2 separate regions of the Homo sapiens genome follow, and region 2 is linked to region 1. A link is an interaction called in ENCODE POLR2A ChIA-PET data of the cell type or tissue named here. Cell type or tissue: Caco-2. All regions are shown on one strand. Links, peaks and the distances in the headings refer to the core of each region. The heading gives the core; the rest is flanking DNA. Region 1 has its middle 25 kb from the start of KIAA0232. Region 2 overlaps TBC1D14 (TBC1 domain family member 14).

What was found. ChIA-PET counts read pairs that join two places held together with the same protein. Peaks named below come from ENCODE experiments on the same cell type or tissue, not always from the same donor. Only the 100,000 strongest peaks of a DNase experiment are listed, where the experiment ranks them.
Region 2: POLR2A ChIA-PET joins it to region 1 with 13 read pairs; 4 of 35 experiments call an interaction of 5 or more read pairs at or near these places.

Annotation. Positions count from the first base shown.
Region 1 is chr4:6,753,320-6,762,562 of GRCh38, forward strand. No RefSeq gene overlaps it. Among named protein-coding and RNA genes, the nearest start is that of KIAA0232, 25 kb to the right of the region's middle. In Caco-2, for the core only: no CTCF peak of the experiment used is centred there; a DNase peak (open chromatin) is centred at 5,592.
Region 2 is chr4:6,938,210-6,947,452 of GRCh38, forward strand. All of the region lies in intron 2 of TBC1D14 (TBC1 domain family member 14), which reads left to right. Among named protein-coding and RNA genes, the nearest start is that of TBC1D14, 33 kb to the left of the region's middle. RefSeq lists a silencer at 628-677 and enhancers at 1,391-1,968, 1,969-2,546, 2,110-2,239, 4,095-4,164, 4,709-5,534 and 2 more. In Caco-2, for the core only: a CTCF peak has its summit at 9,241; a DNase peak (open chromatin) is centred at 4,294.

The DNA.
Region 1 (9,243 bases), core at 720-8,719:
TCTGGCTCCAGAGCCCTGTGGGGTCCGCCACGGCACGGACCTGCCTTTGGTCACCGTGCAGCCTCAGAACCCTGCTGTGCTTTCTGAGCCCCAGATTCCCCATCTGAAAACAGATGCGACAATGGCCCAACCACAGGGAGGTTTCGATGGGAGGATGGACCTGCGGGGCCGGCTCAGAGCTAGGCCTATTCAGATGAAGGCACCAGGAAAGGAACTGTTCGTTCACTTGCCCCTAAGATGTTCCGGGTTTCTCTTGCGGTACCTTGGAAAGTTGATTGTGGACCTAGAAATATGTCCAAGGTCTATCATTACACGGAAAAGCAAGCGCAATGGGTGAGGGGGCCCCTAGCAGACACTCAAGTGGGAGCTATTATTATTTATTTGGGCTTTTGATGTTTGTTCCATGTATGTTTCCATACACAGGGAACATTTCTAGAAGACTTCATGAGAAACTGTGAACAGCAATTAGTTCCTTCTGGGGATGGGCAAGGAATGAGATTTTTCACTCAATACCTTTCTGTTCTCTTGAAAGTTTTCACCATGAGCATGTGTTACTTTTATAGTAATAGTTTAAAATAACATTAAACTCGGAAATAAAAAATGTTCATTATTATGACCCTTTCAATTAACGGAAGAGGAAAATGGCACCCAGCCTCACATCCTCCAAGAAGTCCTCCTGATAGCCCAGGCACCCGGCTTCTCCCAGGCAGAAGGGATCACCCTACCCATCACTCTGTTTCCTTGTCTGCCTCTCCTATGAAACTAGCAGGCTGGGAGGGATGGGCCTGTCTGACTCGTCCCTGAGTCCGTAGCGCCCAGCCCTGATGAGTGGCACTGGTGGGCACGGATGAGTGAAGGAACGAGGCTCCCAGAGGCTAAGCCAGCTGACCGGGATCACAAAGTAAATGGTTTTGCAGGGTGAGACCCTGGTCTCTGGGCTCCAACTCAAACATACCCTGACTTCTCTAGGCCAGCTCCCATCCACTTACCAGAGATGTCTAATAGGGGCAGCCTGAGAATTGTCCAGACGGCCTCAGGCATCCTGCAGGTGCTATGGCATTTGGAGTTTGGGAGAAATAGTTGTTCAGGCTCCAAGTGGGAGCTGGGGATGCCCAAGGTGTGGAAAATGCCAGAGGGTGGTCCAAACAGAGCCAACTAGAGAGGCCACCAAAAAAGAGTGGTTTGTTCTCCCTATTTCCTTACCTGACACTTTAAAATTAAGATTTCAGCCTCCTAAATCAGGTACAAACTTTTCTGATGATGGCAAAGTCCCTCTCAGGTGAAGAGCAGCTGCCGCTGCCTGGAAGGCTTTAGAACCCAAAGGTCTGGTAAGACAGCTCTTATGAACCCATTTTGCAGATGGGAAAACCGAGGATCAGAGAGATGTAATGCTTTGAAGAGCAAGGTCTCACATTGACCCTTCAGAGTCTAGAATGTCTGTGTTGACACCAGTGTCCCACATGACACGGCTTTGAGTCAGGCTGCCTGGGTTTCTAATCATTCCTAATTCATAAGTCTGAATTAATAGTTTAAAATAACATTAAACTCTGAAATAAGGAATGTTTGTTATTATGACCCTTTCAATTAATGGAAGAGGAAAATGGCACCCAGCCTCACCTCCTTTGAGTCAGGCTGCCTGGGTTTCTAATCATTGGAAGATTAAATAACATAGTGCAGTATACAGAAGGCACTTAAGGCTACTGCCTGGCACAAGGTAAGCACACAATAATAACTACCATTAGTGGCTGTTGGTGTGCCATTGCAGAGGCAGATTTTTGGGGTGTGTATGGCCTTTATTGGTGACACTCCCAACATGTGTCCATATACCCCTTGGAAGCATCAGTGTCTCATCACCCTGTCCCCCAACCTTCCATTGCAGGAAGAGGCTCCAACCCTACCTTAGAAGAGCTGGGGCCTCTGTGAGCTCCACCCACCCTGGGGGCAGCAGCTGACCTGGCTCTGGCCCTTTGGCCTGCTGCCTGCACATGGTCAGTGCTGCCAGAGAGCCTGGCCTGCCCAGAGAGGGCTGACCTTGACCTCTAAACTGGACCTAGGGGATGTCTTCTGGGCAGACCTTCAACCAACAGCAAACATCATTTCCACGTGCCTTCAAACAAACAAGTACAAATTACACTCCTAAATTACAGAGACTGGGAAAACTACCTCCTCCTGCTCTGGTTTGCTTTTGAAGAGGTATCCTTGGAATCATGATCTTCAAACTTTCTGGACTCATATAAGCCTTAAACATTTTCGGTGGCTAGGCATGGTGGATTGCTTGAGGCCAGCAGTTCGGGATCAGCCAGGGCAACATAGCGAGATCTTATCTCTATAAAAATTTAAAAATTAGCCAGGCGGCACATGCCTGCAGTCCCAGCTACTCAGGAGGCTGAGGTGTGAGGATTGGTGGAGTTGAGGAGTTCAGGGCTGCAGTGAGCTACAATCGCACCACTGCACTCCAGCCTCACTCCAGCAAGAACATGTCTAAAAAAATTTAAATAATAAAAAATTGGGGCCAGCCGCCCCGTCCGGGAGGGAGGTGGGGGGGTCAGCCCCCCGCCCGGCCAGCCGCCCCGTCCGGGAGGTGAGGGGCGCCTCTGCCCGGCTGCCCCTACTGGGAAGTGAGGAGCCCCCCTGCCCGGCCAGCCGCCCCGTCCGGGAGGGAGGTGGGGGGGGTCAGCCCCCCGCCTGGCCAGCCGCCCCATCCGGGAGGGAGGTGGGGGGGTCAGCCCCCCGCCCGGCCAGCCGCCCCGTCCGGGAGGTGAGGGGCGCCTCTGCCCGGCCGCCCCTACTGGGAAGTGAGGAGCCCCTCTGCCCGGCCACCACCCCGTCTGGGAGGTGTACCCAACAGCTCATTGAGAACGGGCCATGATGACAATGGCGGTTTTGTGGAATAGAAAGGGGGGAAAGGTGGGGAAAAGATTGAGAAATCGGATGGTTGCCATGTCTGTGTAGAAAGAAGTAGACATGGGAGACTTTTCATTTTGTTCTGCACTAAGAAAAATTCTTCTGCCTTGGGATCTTGTTGATCTGTGACCTTACCCCCAACCCTGTGCTCTCTGAAACATGTGCTGTGTCCACTCAGGGTTGAATGGATTAAGGGCGGTGCAAGATGTGCTTTGTTAAACAGATGCTTGAAGGCAGCATGCTCGTTAAGAGTCATCACCACTCCCTAATCTCAAGTACCCAGGGACACAAACACTGCGGAAGGCCGCAGGGTCCTCTGCCTAGGAAAACCAGAGACCTTTGTTCACTTGTTTATCTGCTGACCTTCCCTCCACTATTGTCCCGTGACCCTGCCAAATCCCCCTCTGTGAGAAACACCCAAGAATTATCAATAAAAAAATAAATTAAAAAAAAAAATTGGGAGGAGGAGTCCCATTATGTACTCCCTTGTATATTTATACGTTGACTCTCCACATTTTTTCCCTATACTTACACAGCTGCAAATATGCTATTTCTAATTTTTTTTTAAGACAAGGACTTGCTGTGTCACCCAGGCTTTAGTGCAATGCTACCATCATAGCTCGCTACAACCTCAAACTCGTGGGCTCAAGCAAATTCTCCCACTTTAGCCTCCTGAGTAGCTGGGACTACAGGTGCACACCACTGCACACGGCTAATTAAAAATACATGTATTTTTCTAGAGATGGGGGCTTGCTTTGTTGCCCAGGCTGGTCTTGAACTCCTGGCCTCCAGCAATCCTCCCTCCTCAGTTTCCCAAAGTGCTGGGATTACAAGCATGAGCAACCATGCCCAGCTCTAATGTATTGTAAATGTTGACATTTTAAAACAAAATTGTGGCCAAGTGCGGTGGCTCACGCCTGTAATCCCAGCACTTTGGGAGGCTGAGGCGGATGGATCGCCTGAGCTCAGGAGATCGAGACCACCTTGGCAACATGGTGAAATCCCATTGTTTCTAATAAAATACAAAAAATTAGCCTGGTGTAGTGGCTCAAGCCTGTAATCCCAGCACTTTGGGAGGCTGAGGGAGGATCACTTCAGGTCGGGAGTTTGAGACCAGCCTGACCAACATGGAGAAATTCCGTCTCACTAAAAATAAAAAATTAGCCGGGCATGGTGGAGCATGCCTGTAATCCCTTCTACTTGGGAGGCTGAGGTAGGAGAATCGCTCGAACCTGGGAGGCAGAGGTTGTGGTGAGCCAAGAGAGCCCATTGCACTCCAGCCTGGGCAACAGGAGCAAAACTCCGTCTCCAAAAAAAAAAAAAAAAAAAAAAAAAAAATTAGCCAGGCATGGTGGTGCACGCCTGTAGTCCCAGCTGCTCAAGAGGCTGAGGCAGGAGAATTGCTTGGGCCTGGGAGGCAGAGGTTGCAGTGAGCCGAGATCACACCATTGCACTCCAGCCTGGGCAACAAGAGCGAAACTCCATCTCAAAAAAAATATCTACATTATGTTATGTATTTGATAAGTAATTATTGAACATAAAAGTAGATTGTTATTAGAAATGTGTTAATTACACAAATAGGCCTTGTTTTCTGAAGTAGTTCATGACATCTGCAGATTAATATTTCTTATAGCTAGAATGAGACATGGTTTAGGGTAGGTTTTATTCTTTTTTGTATTTATAGATACAAAACATGTAGAAAATTTATTCATATAAAGAAGTGGATGGAAAGGGAAGAATATTTGTTATAGAAATGTCACTTAAGGCCAGGCACAGTGGCTCACACCTGTAATCCCAGCATGCCTATAATCCCAGCATGCCTGTAATCCCAGCACTAATGCCTGTAATCCCAGCATGGCTGTAATCCCAGCACAAGGTGGGTGGATCACTTGAGGTCAAGAGTTCAAGACCAGCCTGGGCAATATGGCGAAACCCCCGTCTCTACTAAAAATACAAAACTTCCCCAGGAATCATGGTACATGCCTGTAATTCCAGCTACTCGGGTGGCTGAGGCACAAGAATCACTTGAACCCGGGAGGAGAAGGTTGCAGTGAGCTGAGATCACGCCACTGCACTCCCAGCCTGGGTGACAGAGTAAGACTTCATATCGAAAAAAAAAAAAGAAAAAGAAATAAAAAAGAAATGTCACTTAATTCTCTGAATGTCTTAAAAGATACATGGCCAAAAAAGTCACATAACGATGCTCCATCATCTAAATCAGGGAGTCCAATCTTTTGACTTCCCTGGGCCACATTGGAAGAAGAATTGTCTTGGGCCACTCATAAAATACACTAATATTAACAATAGCTGGTGAGCTTAAAAAAATCACAAAAAACTCATAATATTTTAAGAAAGTTAAGAAAGTTTACAAATTTGTGTTTGGGCTGCATTCAAAGCCATCCTGGATTGCATATAGCCCGCAAGTCGTGGGCTGGACAGGTTTGATCTGGATTGTTTTTTTGATCAGTCAGTGGACAACTTGGTTAGGATTTTCTTCAATGTGTTGGAAACGCCTGGTTTATGCAGGGATTTGTTACTCAGTCTCTAGAGTCCTTCACTTTCTCAGTTTCTGGGCAAGTGCATATATGGCAGACACACCTGACAGCAAGAGCGTGACATAAGCACACCCCTGAGAATGACCCCAGGATCTGAGAAGAATGTGTGTTCCTAGTTCCAAGCTAAGGAATCTGGGAGTGGCCAGCCCGGAGATTCATTCCTTATCTGAGGAACATCTGAGCCCCCAGCTCATCCCATGGAACTCAGGCTGTGCAGGAGATCACAGCCTGATCTCCTTGTTTTGGGTTAGATGAAGGTTGCCAGGTGGAGGTTGCCGGGGGGAGGTAGGGTGCCAAGGGAAAAGGCTACATAAACTGCAACCTTTTTACAAGCAACTGTGGTTCTCTTGCCCAGCCAACTACCGCTGGACCACCCTGTATGTAAGTCCCCTCAATAAACCCCATGTCTCATTCTCCAGTCTCTGGAACATGGTGCCATCCCTATTGAAGTCAACAGGGGTCCAGCATAACAGTGCACCAAAAAGAGTTTTCCAAGAGTCACCCAGGAGCTGGTGATTATACCTGTCACTCTTTCACTTAAATAAAGGCACCTTGTTTAACCAGACATTTGCAGAAAGAATTGGAAAAATTTAATGTTTTTAATTTCAATATACTTTCCCCCCAAACTATTGTTAAAGGCTCTTGTAATATGATTCATATATATATATATATATATATATATTTTTTTTTTTTTTTTTTTTTTTTTTTTGAGATGGAGTCTTGCTCTGTCACCCAGGCTGGAGTGATGGCATGATCTTGGCTCACTGCAACCTCCACCTCCCAGGTTCAAGCAATTCTTCTGCCTCAGCCTCCTGAGTAGCTGGGATTTACAGACACATGCCACCATGCTAGGCTAATTTTTGTATTTTTTTTTTTTTTTAGTAGAGACGGGGTTTTGCCATGTTGGCCAGGCTGGTCTTGAACTCCTGACTTCAGGTGATCTCTCTGCCTCGGCATCGCAAAGTGTTGGAATTACAGGCGTGAGCCACCGCGCCCGGCCATATTTTTGACAAAATGTTGCAGCTATAGACTTAATTCATCTGATTCATGGGAAATATCCACTGTACAAGCAGTTGGCAAAGCCAGTCCTCATTGTTGGTCCAATAAGCCAATCAGACATGCTTTCCCCAAGAGGAAAGCGTGTCTTCATCTTTCAGTTCAAATTAAGGGGGCAATATCCATCTCCGTGACCATCACCCCACTTCTGAGCTCTAGATGAATGATGGGTGTGTGGACAGGTGGAGAAGCCTTTGGTCTTTCTGCCAATGAGCTCTTCACTCAATCCCACAAGACTCTTGCTCTGAAAACATAAGGCAAAAGAATTGTGTTCATTCAAGGCAAAACAAAAAAAACAAAACAAAAAGTCCTCACTCCTGCCCTGCTCTACAATAGACCTGAATTCAGAACATTCCAACAGGAGGCCAAATCCCTGTTTCCAACACCAGGTCGGCTACTAATAGGAATAAAAAAGACAGGAAGTCCCATCTCTGTGCCTGGATTAAATGAGCTCTGCCAATCCCCATGGCCTGGGTTCTGATCCGGGGGCCTTCCTCCTGTATGGTAAGAGAAGCAGGGTATGGAAGTGGAGCTGGGGAGAAAACACTGACGTGTCACTCAACTGGGAGAGCTGGAAATCAAGTTCCTTAAACTCTCCATGCCCATGTGCCACTTGGAAAGTCTGTGCAGACCCCCAGAAGACACATTGCCCCATGAAGGCTGCTGCCTTGGGGGCACTCTTAGAACTGGAGGGACCAGTGTGCCACTTGCCCAAGGAAAGCAGACCTCACCTGAAAATGTCCTCAGCTGGAAAGGAGCAGAGATGGCTGAGGCCTCCTAGTCCTCTCCCGCTGGCCTAGATCTTTCTGCTATGCCCAGAGCCTCGGGTGGTTTCCCCTGGGATGTCTCCGGGCACCTCACACACAGCCCGGCTGGTCCCATCCTGCTCCACCTCCTGGGCTCCTCTCTCAGTGATGGCACCACCTTCCACTAGAAATCTAGAAGCTATCCCTTAATCAAGGCGCCATGGTCAAGCAATCACCAAATGCTACCATATCCGCCTTCTGGTCATCCAGGGGTCAGTCCCTTCTCTCTACGGCCATAGACACAGTCCTAGCTGAGACCCTCATCACAGCCCTCCTGGGCCGTGGCACCTGCCTCCTAGTAGGTTCATGGATCCTGCCTTGTTCCTCCCACTTCCTACCCCTCCCAGACGCCAAGGGGCCTTTCCCAAGCCTGAGCTTCAGTCTCCTCTGCTCAAAGCCTTCCATGGCTCCACCCAGGCTGGGCATTCGAAGCATGGTGCTGTCTCATGCACCGTGGCCCTCCAGTCCCTCTTCTGCCGGCCCCGACCCTCACCTCACATTGCACACCGGCCACACTCACAGTGCATGTGAGTGGGCCCAGCTACCCTCTCTCTGCCTCTGTAGGACGGAGCAAGAGCACATCTGTCCATTGTACAGTGGTTGTTAGAATTAAATAAGTGCCTACAGTGCTAATCCAGAAAGGGTACTCCAGGGTCAGTGTTCACAGCCACACTCCCCTGACCCTATAACTTTCTGTTTTGGGCTTCAAACTGGTGGGCTTGTAACATGGAAGGCAGTTCACAACAACGCAGGGTCCTGGGTGCAGGCCAGACCAACCCGTGGCAGCCTGGGCTCATGTGTGTGACCTCAGAAAAATCCTTTTTGTCTCCTGACTTCAGCTTCCCCATCTGAAAAAGGAGAGGGCTGGACTGAAGGATGCCCAATGTCCCCAGGTGTCTTCCTCATCAACATCCCTTCTTGTCCCAGATGGTAACGGCTCTATCTCGTTTCTCAACTGTCTGTGGACAGGGATCTTGTAAAGTAACCTCCATGTGGCCCTTAACATCCTGCTCTCCCATTCTTTCAGCCACCCACCCCCAACAGAACAGGGAAACCGTTTCCCTCTAGCCTGCAGCCCTGGCCTCCCGCCACTGAAGGAACACCGTGTCACCAGGGCCGGCAGGCGGAGGACAAAGGCGGCTCTGTCCCCCAGGGCAGTGGTTATCCACTGTCACCATGCAGCCCGGACCATCATCGTATGCCCCTTGTCTCCCACCTTAGGGCGCTGAGGGTGGGCTGACGCTCACATTTCCGCACTGGCCCCATTTCTTGCTGCAGAAACGCACTGACTGCCTTCACAGGCTTCCTGCAGCTGAGCTGGGGGCCTCCGCCTGGCAGCCAGGGAGGAGGCGGGCAGCGAGGAGGCGGGCAGCGAGGAGGCGGGCAGGAGGAGGCGGGCAGCGAGGAGGCGGGCAGGAGGAGGCGGGCAGCGAGGAGGTGGGCAGGAGGAGGCGGGCAGGAGGAGCTGCGCAGCCCTCAAGGCACATCTGGAATGGAGCAGCCCGGAGGCCTGATGCGGGTGGAAGTGGCCAGCAGCCGGCCAGCTTTGGGGGCTGGGCCAGGCACGGGGAGGGTGGGTGCAGGGGTGAAGTGGGCTCCCAAACTGTGATGGCCTGTGACCAGTCTGTCTAGTGGAACAGGCACAGCTCCTGAAACATTGATGTGCATGGTCTCGCTTTTACGTTCATTTATGTACATGTTAACTATAAATGTATCTTCTGCATCAAGTTATCCACAGCACCTGGCTCTGAGTAAGCACTGAATGAATGTTAGCTATTTTTTCATTGCTCTGATGTGCTACAGTGGTTTTAAAGCATGGCCCTGAAATCTTCCGTACTTATCGCCATGAGGTGTGGGTTCTGGGTCCCTGCCTCTTGACCAGGCGGGCTTGTGACTGCTTCAACTGAAAAATACCAAGGAAG
Region 2 (9,243 bases), core at 1,244-9,243, 190 kb after region 1:
GGGGATCAGCCCTGACTGTTGGCTGTGCAGATCCCTCTTCTGGGGGCTGCCTGGTGGCCCCAGTGCTAGGAGCTGCATGAGACAGTGGTGCCATGCTCGGCCACCCTGCCCTTGGGTGGACATAACCTCACATGCTCCTCTGGAGAGGGCCAGGCCAGGATAGCAAGGGGGGAAGTCAATGCCAAGAGGAAACATCTGGGAGGAACAGGGATCGTGGTCACACGAGCGTGAGGCGCCACTTCCTCTTCTTCAGTCCTTGGCCCTCTCCAGGGGATCCCAGCCTCACTCCCAGCTGGCTGCCCACAGCAGGTGTCCCCTTGGCCTTCCCACCAGGCACCAGCCTGGCAGCTCCCCCTCCCCAGGACCAGGTCTGCAGAGAGGTGGGGCTCGCTCATTCAGGGACGCCTTCTCACTGCTTCTCTGAGGATCCACATCCCTAGATCATTTCTGCAGATGTTTAGCCACTGCCAGGAAGCCCTCTCCAGCCTCCATGAGAGGACCAGCCTTGCCTCGCGGGCCTTCTGTGTGCCTCGTGGATCCCGCATTCACCCAGGGGGCACAGGAGAGATGCCGGGGTGAGCATGTCTGTCACCACAGCTGTGCAGGGGCTGTGGCTCGGGCTGGCCTCCCAGGGGCCCAGTGTTCCATTGTTTCAGGTCATTGGGTTCCTCCCCTGCAGCCGCACTCTGAAGAGTATCCGTCCCGGCTGCAGGAGTGGAGATCTGGTTGTGCAGTAGTGCAGCAGCGGCGCCATCCCCCAGGCTCTGTGGGCTGGCCTGAGTGCTGCATGGGAAAGCACCGTGGACACCATGGGGAAGAGATGCTAGTGAAACCCTCTCCGGCTCAGCCGGTGGCCTCTTCCTCATCAGCAGTGGACGGCATCCTGGCTCTGCCACCCACTCCCTCTGCATCTGGGGCAAGTCGCTTTGCAGACACAGCTTTCCCACGTGTGAAATGCAGAGTTGCGTCAGGCGGTCTCGGCATCTTCCAGCAGGAAGAACCTTCTGGAATCAGCAGTAGTCCCTGCTGTCCTCCTGCAGGCCTGGAGACCCCTCCTGGAATGGTTTTCCTGCCTGCCTCTTCCTGCTGCATAAATGAGAAGAATCCACAGGAGCCCCCCCCAGGAAGAATGGCCCCCTTTGCTGTGTGTCGACTCCCAGCTCTGTGGCTGGGGCACCTCTCATGCGCAATGCCACCCGACCAGGTCCCCCCCAGAAGCATGCGCACCCCTCGAGGGACTGCCTCTCACTTATTGTACGCTGGTGCTCATTAGAACTCAGCAAGTGCTTGCCAGATGGTTGAATTCAGACGTCATCCCTTTTCTTAGAGATTATCTGCCCGAGGACCCGGTCCTGGGGATGTAGTGGTCAGCATACCTGCGTCAGTCTTGGGGATGTAACGGTCAACACACCCACTTCTCCCAAATCAAAGCACCCAACGGCAAGATAGTCGACTGAGACCACACTGCAGAGACTGATAAGGGATGCTCAGTGCCAGGCTGTGAGTCCTGTGGCAGAGTTCCTGAGGAGAGGGGTGGGGGTGGGGTGGTGGTGTGGAGGTGGCATGGGAAAGCTGGGAGAGGCTCCACTTTACACAGGGGGGTCAGGGAGGGCTTTGGTGGGAAAGCAGCATTTGAGCAAAGATGTGAGTGGTGTGCGGGTGAAGCGTGTTCTTCCGAAGGACACAGTGGAGACGAAGGCCCTGAGGCCGGCGGGGACTGGCCTTGCTTTTCAGGCGTCACGACCTACACCAGGCTCCTTGAGAAATGGGCACCAGCGGCCTGTGCCCCTGGCTCCCGCGGCACCTCACGCATGCTCAGCAGAGTCATCCCTTTTGGCTGCCTGGAGTCGTATATTGGGGCGCAGCTGGTGCTTTAGTTACTAGAATATCAAACTGCCGTCCAGTGTGTTAGCCACTAGCCCCATGTAGCTATTTAAATTGAGTTAAAATTACCCGAAATGGAAAATTCAGTTTCTTAGTCACTCTGGCCAGTCAGGCGCTCAGTAGCCACATGTGGCTTGTGGCCACCCCGTTGGGCGGCTCAGATTAGTACATTTCCACCATGCAGGAAGTTCTGTTGTTCAGCCCTGGTCTGTGGGACAATCTGTGACTTGAACCTTTGTTGTTCTTGATGTGTAACAGCAGCACACAGTGGGTGTGAAACGAGCAAATCCATAATGGAATGTGTGTAGCCCAGAGAGGTCTACAGAAAGAACCGCCCTCAGGGCTCCGGGGAAGGGGAAGGAAACCCAGGCCAGGTGGCAGGTGGGGGTGCTGGTCAGATAGGTATAGCGGGGAGGGCCCTGCCTGGAGTCAGCCTTGCTGGGGTTGAGGTTCTTGCCTGAGGGTGTGTTTGACCCTCCCTGTGACCTCTAGTGCACATTTAAATATGGGAGATGACGGGGGTGGGGGAGGAGCCTACACCCCTCAGAGATGTATTCTGAAGGTGCCTGTTGTGCCTTCCAGTGAGGGGACAAAGAACCTGGTGGAGATTGAGAGAGTGCAGTCATAGAGCCAAAGATCTGAAAGTCTGCTCTGCCTGGCCGGCTGGGCGGCTGGACACAGTGCTCTATGTTCTTGTGTCTTACCTGTCTCCGAGCTGGCAGCCAGGAGGCTGTGCTTGGGAAGTGCCTGTTACAGCAGTCCATGCAGCACTTACTAGGAGGTGTTAGGGATCACCGCGTCCCGGCTTATGGCATGAATGAACGAATGAATGAACAAATGAATGGTAATGAGGACTTGCCTAAGGGAGGCACTGCAGGAAAGGGAAAATGGAGAAAAAGGATTGAATCAGTTCTTGAGGGTAAACACGAGCGATTTATCTTGGCTATTAATGACTTGATGAAAGCAGGTTGGCTGTTCCGTGATCAACCAGTGCTCGAGATGTTTGTTCTGAATCCCACCTGGGTTTGATGGTCCATTTCCTTCTGTTGGTGGGCTGGGAAACTTGCCTGTATCTGAGGAAAGCAGCTTTTTTTTTTTTTTTTTTTTTTTGAGATGCGGTCTCACTCTGTGGCCCAGGCTGGAGTGCAATGGCATGATCTTGGCTCACTGCAACCTCTGCCTCCCAGGTTCTCGCGATTCTCCTGCCTCAGCCTCCCGGGTAGCTGGGACTACAGGCGTCCGCCACCACGCCTGGCTAATTTTTGTATTTTTAGTAAAGACAGGGTTTCACCATGTTAGCCAGGCTGGTCTCAAACTCCGGAGCTCAGGTGATTTGCCGTCTTGGCCACCCAAAGTGCTGGGATTCCTGGCATGAGCCACTGCGCCCGGCCAAAAGCAGCTCTTTAAGTTCTTACCACTTTATGTTGCTCCTGACATCGTCTTCCTGTGGGGAAGGCAGACACTTGCTGTGAAGCTGTGGAGTGTCAGTAACATTCAGGAATGGCGTGAACTGAACCAAAAAAGACCTTCCTCAGCTTGCACATCTGTTCCTGTGACTTGTCCCACAGACAAGGCAGTGTTTCTGCCCTGGTTTCTGGAAGGTGTTGATGTCCTTAGAAAATGCACAGAGGGCAAGGTTGTTTTGTGGGATGGGGTAAAAGGAGAATGAATTTGCTCCAGATACGTCAGACCTCCTGTGTTCATGGAACTTCCTCAGGCTTGCAGGCAGCCTCAGGAAACAGTACGCCCATCTTCCTGGAGGCTCCAGGTGTGTGTTTAGGTCCTTTGCCAGCCCACCTTCCTTCTGCCCTAGGTGAGGTTAGGTTCAGCCTGGGAGGTGGCGATTCAGTATGAAATGCAGGAGAACTGGTGTGGGACCACAGGAATACACGGGCTTTGAGAAACCCATGGGCAAGCCCATTCCTGCAAAGCAGTTCTTCAGCCATCAGCCACTTGCTACTCATAAATTAACTTCCCTTTGCCCAGATAGGGATAGAATCTGTTCTGCTTTTCAGATGTTAGTGGAAAATATCATAGAATAATGCAGTAATTAAAACGGTTTCCTCCTATTTCCTATCTTAAATAGGAGATTATTTAAAATATTTACACATCTTTTTTATTTTTAGAATATTCAGTACAAGTAACACTGAATTATTTCATGCCTTCTGTATTTTTCATGTGCACACATCTTACTAGATTGCCACATCAAATCAGTTCCTGTTTATGTTGAGCGAGCTGGGTTTGTAACTGCGAGCTGTTTCAACTCCAGTTTTGCTGATTCTTTGTTGTGAATAGCTGTGGTTTATCTCAAGAATCCTGTAAGATTCTGTATATGGAAGAATGGTGAGTCATCTAGAGTTGCAGAATAGCCCTTTTGGGCCCCACAGCAGTCCAGTTTCAGTCCAGTTTTCCTGTTCATTCCCCCTTGCCTCTAGCAAGAGGCTTTTACAACCCAGGCTCTGGGTACCAAGTGTTACAGGTACATGTTTATAGGCGTTTGAAAGTTAGAGGTTAGCTTTAAGCTCTGACCTCCTTTTAGGTTTCAGATCTGGGTGTTAAACACATTTTCTGTGGTGGGAGGAGTGAGGCGGGGAAGGCGGGTCAAAAGGAGTGGGCTCTGCCTTCCCCGCCCCCACATCCTGCAGAACCAGGCACGAGGAAGAAGGAAGGTGAGGGGCCAGTGGGTGGGATGAGGAACCATATCTCCTGGGTCACCCTTACCCTAATACCTGGCTGTTCATTCACTGTAAGTTTTTTGCCTGGGATAGATTTTATCCCTTTTAGAGGTTCGTTTGAGAGCAGTTATTTTTAAAGCAGAAGAAATTGAGTGGCAGGCAAAATTCCTGGGACAAATACATTAATATCTAGTTAGGTGGATGAATGTTCGCTGCTGTAACAAACTTGAAATATACATAAAGCTTCAAACACAACGGAGGTTGATTTCCAGGCCATGCTCCCCTAGGTTCCTTCCGTCCTGTGGCCCCATCGTTTTCAGCAGAAGCTTGCTGGGTTGTTCGGTATTACACCAAAGCAGGGGAGAGCGTGTGTAGGGACCAGTGTGGGAGTTCTGAGAGCCAGCCGTGCCTGAAGCGGCACACACAACTCCACTCAGAGTTAATTGGCTGGAATGCTGCCCCTACCTGTGAGGGAAGCCAGGAAAGAGGACTGCGCCCAGGACAACGAGGAAATGGGTTTGGTGAATAACTGGGAGCCTCGGCTGTGATGTCTTTTCCTTCCTCCCTCTGCCCCTCTCCCTTCTTCTTGAGAATTAAATGCCTGAAACCGATTAGTTGAATACCCCTCTCATTCTCTTGCCCAAGTGATAGTTCCCACCACCTGGAGGATGAAGTCCAGACCAGTTGGTGTGGCCTACGGGGCGTGCAGGATCTGGCTGCTGCCTGCATCTCTGGCCACCAGTGGTGCCAGTGCTCAGAGCCAGTGACGCCCTGCCTCTGCACCTTGCCTGTTCTGCTGCCTCTCCCGGGCAAATTCTTGTTTGTCCCTTAGGATTCAGCTTAAGTGACACCTCCTCTAGGAAGCCTTCTTTGATCACCCCAACCTCTCCCAGACCTCTAATGTGGACCCCACAGTCCCTGGACTTCTTTGAGACCACACTAGCCCACTCCCCGCCCCCTCCTGGAACCTTGAGCTTCTGGAGAGCTGGGGCCACACCGTCCTCCTGTGGTTTTCCGAGCCGGTGCAGGTGGTCAGCAGATAACCTTGAGTGAATGTGAATCTAAAAAAAGTAATAAAGGGATCTGGCACACTTAACTTTTAAATCTAAATATGTTTCTTTTAAATTCTATGATTGTTCTGGGTCTTGAGAGCAGACCTCCCCAACAATTCGGTCTCCCATATGGGGTCACAGCCGTTTGGGTTTCCGATCGCGGGCACGGCACCCATCTGCGGTGTCTGTGAAGCCGGCGCGTTCTGCCGGGGGTTTGGGTTTTTTTGTGTGTGTGATAGATCTTTTTAGCTTAGATACGTTTCTTAAAGCTTCTCTTTGTTTAAAAATGCGCAGGAAAACTTCGGCGTCGTTCTATTTTTGTCCTTTTTAACACCTACCCCTGATTTTTCCTTCTTTTTTTATTTCCTTGCAGACTTTGAATTTTAAACAGATAAAAATGGATGCTGTTTCCATCGTTTGGTGTCCTGCTTTTCTACGTAGAGGAAACATTTCTCAGCACAATTAAAACGTGTTCGTATGCTTATTAATGTCTTTGTAGGATTTCATCCTGTGAATCATTTGCTTGTCCAGCAATAAGGAAATGGCTTTTTGCGTCTGCGTTTTGATGATGGAATTCCCCATGGGCTTCAGAGTGCGGTGCCTGCCTTTCAGATGATTTCCTTAGGACCGAGTTCCTGGGACTTGCTGCTTCATGACCAGCGTCTCGGGCCCCTGTCAGCTCTGGCCTGTCCTCCCTGGGGTGATGGCCCTGCCGGGAGCCGTCTGTCCTTGGCAGATGGAGTTCACTGTTAGTGAGAGCCCAGCCTCTGTTTTACAAACGAGCATGCTCCAAGCAGTGGCTGATGGGCGGTTGGAATTCACCATGGCTCTGGCCTCTGGTTCCTGTAAATTGAGGCGTAGGAAAATTAGTCCTCCCCGGGTCCTCTGGTTTACAGAATGCGGGGATGTCCAGGTTTCTCCTGTCCTCCTCATCCCTGCACTGGTTCCACGGGACTGGCTGGACACAGCGTCACTGGTTCCCAGCACAGCTGACACCCCTTCCAGGAACCTTCTCACTATCCCCGGGGCAGAGGTGGCCTTCCGGGCATGCGTGCTCCTCTCCCGTCTCCTCTGCAGCTTCCTTTTAGTCCAGTGGTGTTTCAGGTGTCTTGCTCTTACTGGAGCTCCTTAAGGACAGGGCCTAGATCTCAGTCATCCCCAATCCCCAGCTAACCCCAGCTCATGTTCCTGATTGGCCCTGGGACACTAGCAGAACGTGACTTGGTTCTGTTCACTAGTGCCATATAGAGTCAGGTTCCTGGAGCTGGTGTGAGAGTGGGAGGTTTGAATCTTCATGGGCAGGGGCTACATTGTGTCAGGCTCTGAGCTTGGCATTTTCCATGTGAAAGGAGACAAGGGCTCCAGGAGAAATGGCCTGTATTTGCTGGGGTGTAGGGGCGGGCCACATGCCACTGAGCTTTAGAAGCCTGCTGGGTTAGGAATCAGCACACAGCCTGGATCAGTGAAAATACAGGAACAAGAAGATAATAGGAGAGTTTGTGCTGTAAGGCAGGTGTTTACAGTTTGATTTTTCTTGAGTGAGTAGAAATGTTGGCGTAGCTTGAAAAAAAATCTGAAATAATTCACTGTCCACGGAAAGGGCTGGAAAGGAGTTATCTTAAATTCACATAGATTAAAGAAAGCATAGCTGGTCGTGGTGGCTCACGCCTGTAATCCCAGCACTTTGGGAGGCTGAGGTGGGCGGATCACCTGAGGTTTGGAGTTCGAGACCAGCCTGACCAACATGGAGAAACCCCGTCTCTACTAAAAATGCAAAATTAGCCGAGCGTGGTGGCAACGCGCCTGTAATCCCAGCTACTCAGGAGGCTGAGGCAGGAGAATCGCTTGAACCCGGGAGGCGGAGGTTGCGGTGAGCCGAGATCGCGCCATTGCGCTCCAGCCTGGGCAACTAGAGCAAAACTGCGTCTCAAAAAAAAAAAAAAAAAAAAAAAAAAAAAAAAAAGATGAAAGAAAGCATTAAAGAAATGAGATAGCATGGGAGGGGAAAGACTTATTAAGGAGCGAAGTTCTCAGTCCTAGCTGCACAGTAGGATTACCTGGCAAACTTAACAAAGAAAAATTAATATATGCATTCTCCCCTCAGAGATTGATTTTCATTGGTTTGGGGTGAAACCTGCGCCTCAGGATGCTTGAAAACTCCCCGGGTGACTCTAGCACGCAGAGGGTTCAGAGCCACCAGTAGAAAGAATGGACTTTCAATTCAGACTTCAGCTCAAATATAGGCACTTTATCGCACGATCTGAGGCAAGGTTCTGTCTCTGAATTTTCTCTTCTTCAAGACAAGCCCCGTGAGGATGGGTACCTACATTTCCGGTCATCAGGAACTATATTCCCAGTACATGGCATAGCACCTAGAACATAGTTGGTTCTCAATATGTATTTGTTGAATGAAAAAAATGACATGGATGAATAAGGTTAGGATTAAATGAGAGGAGATGCTTGGGCCTATATAATTAACAGACTGCTCTTAGTGTTATTTATTTATTTTACTTGTATTATTATTATTTTTGAGACAGAGTCTTGCTCTGTCACCCAGGCTGGAGTGCAATGGTGCAATCTTGGCTCACTGTAACCTCTGCTTCCCGGGTTCAAGCGATTCTCCTGAGTAGCTGGGATTACAGGTGCGTGCCACCAGGCCCAGCTAATTTTTGTATTATTTTTGGTAGAGACGGGGTATCATCATGTTGGTCATGCTGGTCTCGAACTCCTAACCTTGTGATCCACCTGCCTCGGCCTTCCAAAGTGCTGGGATTACAGGCGTGAACCACCACATCCGGCCCCTTAGTGTTATTTATTAATAAGCAGAGTTAACAGACACAAACTCTGATGGTAACTGATTGATGATATCTCCATTCTACAGATGGTAAAACTGAGGCTAGAGAGGTTCATTTCTTGCCTAACATCAGGCAGCTTGTTACGAAGCTGGGATTTGAGCTCCTGACCTGCCTGAGTCTAAATCCCACGTATATCCCCTCCCACCTTAAGTCAGATCTTACTCCTTAAGATTTCTAATATGGAAGGAACATAGTAATGTCATTCCTTCCCTGAAATGCAATCCCTAGACCCCTCATAATTTGTGCTACTTACAAACTTATTGTTAAGTCCTCCTCTCCTCTTTTCCTTACTATTAGGTGGAGATTAAGAATAAATTAGTATTTTTCTTAGTACTGTTTTGTACTAAGTTACATGGGCATTTTTGCTCTGCCATCTCTCTCTCTCCTTGTAAAAATCTAAGTTAGGCCGGCGCAGTGGCTCACGCCTGTAATCCCAGCACTTTGGGAGGCCGAGGCGGGCGGATCACTTGAGTTCAGGAGTTCAAGACCAGCCTGGCCAACGTGGTGAGACCCCTGTCGCTACTAAAAATAAAAAAATTAGGGCAGGCGCGGTGGCTCAAGCCTGTAATCCCAGCACTTTGGGAGGCCGAGGCAGGCAGATCACGAGGTCAGGAGATCGAGACCATCCTGACTACCACGGTGAAACCCCGTCTCCACTAAAAATACAAAAAAATTAGCCGGCTGTGGTGGCGGGTGCCTGTAGTCCCAGCTACTTGGGAGGCTAAGGCAGGAGAGTGGCGTGAACCCGGGAGGTGGAGCTTGCAGTGAGCCGAGATC